2 separate regions of the Homo sapiens genome follow, and region 2 is linked to region 1. A link is a loop called in an ENCODE intact Hi-C map of the cell type or tissue named here. Cell type or tissue: prostate gland. All regions are shown on one strand.

Region 1 (2,500 bases):
TGGAGTCTGGGCCACCAAGCCGAGGGGTTCCCTGAGGAGAATGTCCAAGGGAAAAAAAGGAGCGGACAGACTTCCTGCTGTGACCATGTACATGACAGGCTGCACTTGTGTTTTTCTTGGGCGTTCTCACACTCCTCCCTTTACAGTAGCAGCTAATCTGTCTGCCTGGAACAGTTCTCAGAGAAACCACGTGGTATTCTTCCTCATCAACTTCAAGGTTGGACTCAAATGCCGCTTGCCACTGAGGCCTCCTGTCTTCTCAGAATGTCCCTTCCCATCACAACCCCTTCCCCGTCCCTTCCCATCACAATCTCACACATTCCTTCCTCAATCACAGTCTCTCTCCTCAGCACTCACTACTATAAACACTACCATGTATCTCCTGATCATCTCCTCCTACCACCTGTCCCCACCAAATGTAAATTCCAAGATGACGGAGGACTTTTGTCTGTCTGTTCAGGCAAAATAATATAGTATTATTGAGGGAAAATGTTTTCTGAATACATGAATAGTCACAAGTTTAAAAAATGAGTAAAATAAAAAGACAATTGTTAAAAAAAGAAAGTTGCTAAGTAAATGAAAATAAACATCATATACTGCTTGGCACAGCAGTGAATACTTACATAATCAAAATAATGGAAACGCTGTATATGGATTAATCCAAAAATTATAACTAATGGTAGGAAAACAAGATCAGTGGAGGTCTATTAGGTTACATGGTCTTCCTCCAACATCATAGGGAGTCAACAGGCAATTTCTAAATTTAGTGACTCAAGAAAGAATAATATATACATTTGAAAATATGAAAGGAAGAATGAGAAAAACAGCTTAAGGAGTTGTAACTGGGTACAGCAGGTTGCATGGGACTGCTGTTTTATTATATATATTTTAGCTCTCTTTGATGTTTTTAAACTATGTATTTATATTATTTGATAAAAAGGCATTTACTTAAAGGGAAAACATGTTTCTCCAAAGTTCTAAGAAAGCTTAATTGTTTGTCATTCATATCATAGTGGCATATAGTAAGTACTCAATAAATGTGTTGGAAGTAGGGATGGATTTTGACTGTATAAAAATATATAAAAAATAGCTTCTGGATCTCACATTAAATCATACAGTACTGTGTAAGTTGACAACAGAAAGGTATAATGCTTCACAGAGACTGTTTTTGATATAAAACATTGACAAAGGTGAAAAACATGTAAGCATTAAAATTACAACCAATAAATTCATACTAATTAAAAATGTATAAAATTTTCTTGGTTTTGTTTAAAAATATTAAAAAGTTATGCTTTTTACTTTTGTGGCTATAGTTTTGAGCCGTATCAAGTAGCTATATACTGCCACCTGGTGGCTGGCTCCGCTTGGACAGCAGGGCTTTTGGTCAGGGTAGAGAGGATTTTCACATTTACGCCTTGTCCACTAAAAGCAAATACATCAATATCCACCCTTCCATTCATCCATTCTTCTATCTCAGCCACTGAATCCTGAACAGGAGTATCAATGGGAAGGAAAAAGAGGCATAAAGCTCAAGTATTTTATTAATAATTTATTGTCAGTAAGAAAGACTGGCTAATGGTAGTTTTCATTAAAAACCTTTACAAGACCATTGCATCACAAATATACAGACACTATAAAAACTGTGTCATGGTGGTTTTGGTTCTAAACAGGTATGCAGAAGGTCCCCGTTACACTTTCCAATAATGAAAAATGTTTATAATTCTAAATACAGCAACCCATGTAAGACATGTTCATGTATCTGATCTCTCCTTCATCCTATGTACAGCTAGAAATGAATGACTACACTGAAATGTACTAACAAAATGTCACACTTCAGTGGAAAAAGACAGAATGAAACCCTGGTTATAGTAAAAAAAAAAAAATCAGGGTGCTAGATAATGGCACTGACACCACCAAAATTCAGTTGAAACAAATGCACAAAATATCTTGGAAATCTAGTTAAAACTATGAAAAATCAAATCTGTACATAAAATTTACAAAAAAAAGAGACAGGAAAATTAAAATAATCAAATCTATATAAATACATGAATCATGCTGACAACACAGGACTGATTTTTCGTTTGATTATTTTAACACAGACAGATGTAAATCCCAAAAGACGTTGGGAAATGGCACAGCCGATGAAAACCTCACGATGACAGTAGTTGGGACACTGGAAATGGCTAGCACGTCCAGAGGCGCAGGATCCAGCGCAGCCATGCCCATTCGGCTCACCAAAAAAAGCTTGGAAGCACTGCTGCAAAGAACAGCGCGGATTACTCACATCACCTCTAGGTTCACTAAAGTCAGGCACTTTGGGGGGAGTTGAGAGTCAGACTTCCGTGTGCTGCTGGGAATCCAGGGGCGGGATCGTCACCTCTTCGAAGTGGCCGTCGTCCCCGCTCTCATAGTCACTCATCATGACCTCGGACTCCACTTCGCAGCAGGCTGACACGTCAGAGCAGGAGGCGGTGGAGGCGTACACAGACATGGGCATGCT
Region 2 (2,500 bases), 510 kb before region 1:
GTCTAATGTGGATGAAATATCTTTGAATACAAAGGCCTCAAAATCTGGCTAGAGAAATCATTGCAAAATGTTATTTTTGTAAAGACTTAAATTAAAAAACCTGCTTCTCGTTAACAGCGATTACATTAGACTTTGCCTTAACTGGTATCGCTTTCCCTTACCTTTTGCCTGAATTTGAAGCATACATATTCAAAAATAGCAAAGGGTGATAAAAACATCCCACAGTACTGATAAAGCAAACAAAACTTAATATTCTGTACTAGTCATGACTCAAAATTTATATAATATGACCCTTTCTCAGTATAAAAATCTATTTAAAATTTCATAGATGGCAAAATTCTCATGCTTTTTAAGAAAACATTCTGTTCTTTTTTCTGATACTTATTTTCAAGGTTAAAGCATGACACTGTGTGTTTGATAAGCCATGTGAAAATTTCTTGCATCATAAGTAAAAGGTTATGATAAATAAGTTCATAAATTAGCAATGTTCCTTATATCATAAATAAGCTTAAGTCTTTTTTATTTTGGTAAGAGAAATAAAATGATTCTTGAAGTAAGAAATAAAATCCTTCCTACAATGGTTGCAAGGGTGACCATCACAAAGATTATAACGTAACAAAGATTAATCAGATCAAAGATTTTTTATTATGCTTACTGTTAGTATTCTACAGAATAATAGAGAGGTGTTGATTTTGCTGTTGAAGTATTTTTCAGATGTACTTACATTTAAAAGAACTGTTTTTGACAGCAAGACTCTAACATATGCATATTATTTTTTCCCTTCAGAATTTAATCACATTAGATCTGTCTCATAATGGCTTGTCATCTACAAAATTAGGAACTCAGGTTCAGCTGGAAAATCTCCAAGAGCTTCTATTATCAAACAATAAAATTCAAGCGCTAAAAAGTGAAGAACTGGATATCTTTGCCAATTCATCTTTAAAAAAATTAGAGTTGTCATCGAATCAAATTAAAGAGGTAAGAAGTAAGGTAAAATTATTTTGCATTCTGCCTTTAAGGTGGATAGTCCCTATCTGTGTCACATACACAGGAATGTAATGCTCTCTAGCCTCTGCCTGTCTTCCAGCAATCCTTCCCACCTACTGCTTGGGGGCATTGGTGTCATCCTCCTGAGAGCTCAGGCAGCCCCAGGAGAGGTCGGGAGACGGGACTCTGCCGCCCTGCAGCACTGGGTGGAACCCCTGTGCCGTGACCTTGCGAACATCCTTAACATCTCTGAGTCTGTGTCCTCACTTATAAAGTGGAAATAGTGCTCTCTCACACAAACTCTCTGACAGAGTTATTAATTAAAGAGTACGATGGTCAAGAGCCCCAGGTTCACAGTCGGGTTAGCTGGCTTGGTCTCTGGGCTTTGTCTTTTAACAATCATGTTATCAGGCAAGTTATTCAAGTTCTCCCTCTCTAGCCTCCCAGCTTTCAAATGGGCGTGATAATGACTCTGCTTCATAGGACTGTGTGGTAAAGAATTTAGGACCGTGTCTGGCGTAGGCAGTGCTCAGGAAATGATCAGCAGCAGTATGTGGTTATAAAAACCTTCCTATAATGAAGTCAGCTTAAATAACTGACAGGACTGTCTCTTTTTGGAATCATGATCTTCAAGCTAATCATTTTCTGTCACGGGAGAGCAACAACTATCTGGACCGGTGGCACAGGGGTAAAAGAATTTACCAAGACAGTTGCAGGTGGAGAAAGGCACATTTATTCGTGAAAGTAGGAAACTACATTGCGAGAAGGCAACGGGCATATCAGCAAGAGAAGCTGACTGCAAAGAAACAAAGGCTTGCTGGGGATTTTACAGGGTCTTGTTTATGCTGTGTGCTGAAGAGGGCTTTGAGCTGCACTGACAGCGCCCAGGTTGCAGTGGGCTAACTCGCAGGGGCCTGGTGATAGCTGGGCACAGGAAGATTGTCAGTTATTTGCACAGGAGGGCTACGTGTCCTGGATCATGAAGACAGACTAATAATTTACCTGCTCTTTTGCTTTCTCTCGGTCCCGCCAACTGACTACTTTTCCCTAAATAGGACTCTGCATTTTCACATACAGGTTTGTCTGTATTTTACACTCATTTTGTTCCAGGCTATAAGACTACTGGAAATCCTTAATTACAACTCTATTTTTTTTTTCAGACATAAAAATAAATGGCGTACAAATTTATCCTAAGATATTAAGATGTTTTGTGCAAGCTCTTCATTTTATTTTTTAAACTGCATTTTTCTATGATTAAGACATTTATTGTAGTAATCTTATTAAATATATGAATAAATGAGAAAATAATAATAAGGGGTGATTTTAAAAAATCACTCAAATGTCCATAGTCAGAAACAACCACTGTTAGCATTTGGGTATATTTATCCCTGGCTTTTCTCCAAATAATTATAAGGAAAAACGATAGCTTAAATTCTTACTGTACTGAAATTCACACTGTTAAGGCACTTAACTGTGTGTCAAGTGCTGTGATAAATTTTTAAAAATATTTTAT

The links. A loop is a pair of places that touch in the nucleus more often than their neighbours do. Peaks named below come from ENCODE experiments on the same cell type or tissue, not always from the same donor. Only the 100,000 strongest peaks of a DNase experiment are listed, where the experiment ranks them.
Region 2: a loop joins it to region 1, with 5 times the contacts of the local background. A loop is called at or near these places in 15 of 110 quality-filtered maps.

What each region holds. Positions count from the first base shown.
Region 1 is chr4:186,586,260-186,588,759 of GRCh38, forward strand. FAT1 (FAT atypical cadherin 1) reads right to left here. Exons shown (of 27, transcript NM_005245.4): 27 at 1,535-2,500. The coding sequence ends at 2,333. Among named protein-coding and RNA genes, the nearest start is that of MTNR1A, 32 kb to the left of the region's middle. RefSeq lists an enhancer at 1,884-2,500. In prostate gland, a CTCF peak has its summit at 1,371 (motif pointing left); a DNase peak (open chromatin) is centred at 1,362.
Region 2 is chr4:186,078,054-186,080,553 of GRCh38, forward strand. It overlaps TLR3 (toll like receptor 3), which reads left to right. Exons shown (of 5, transcript NM_003265.3): 3 at 787-978. Among named protein-coding and RNA genes, the nearest start is that of TLR3, 10 kb to the left of the region's middle. In prostate gland, no CTCF peak of the experiment used is centred here; a DNase peak (open chromatin) is centred at 1,438.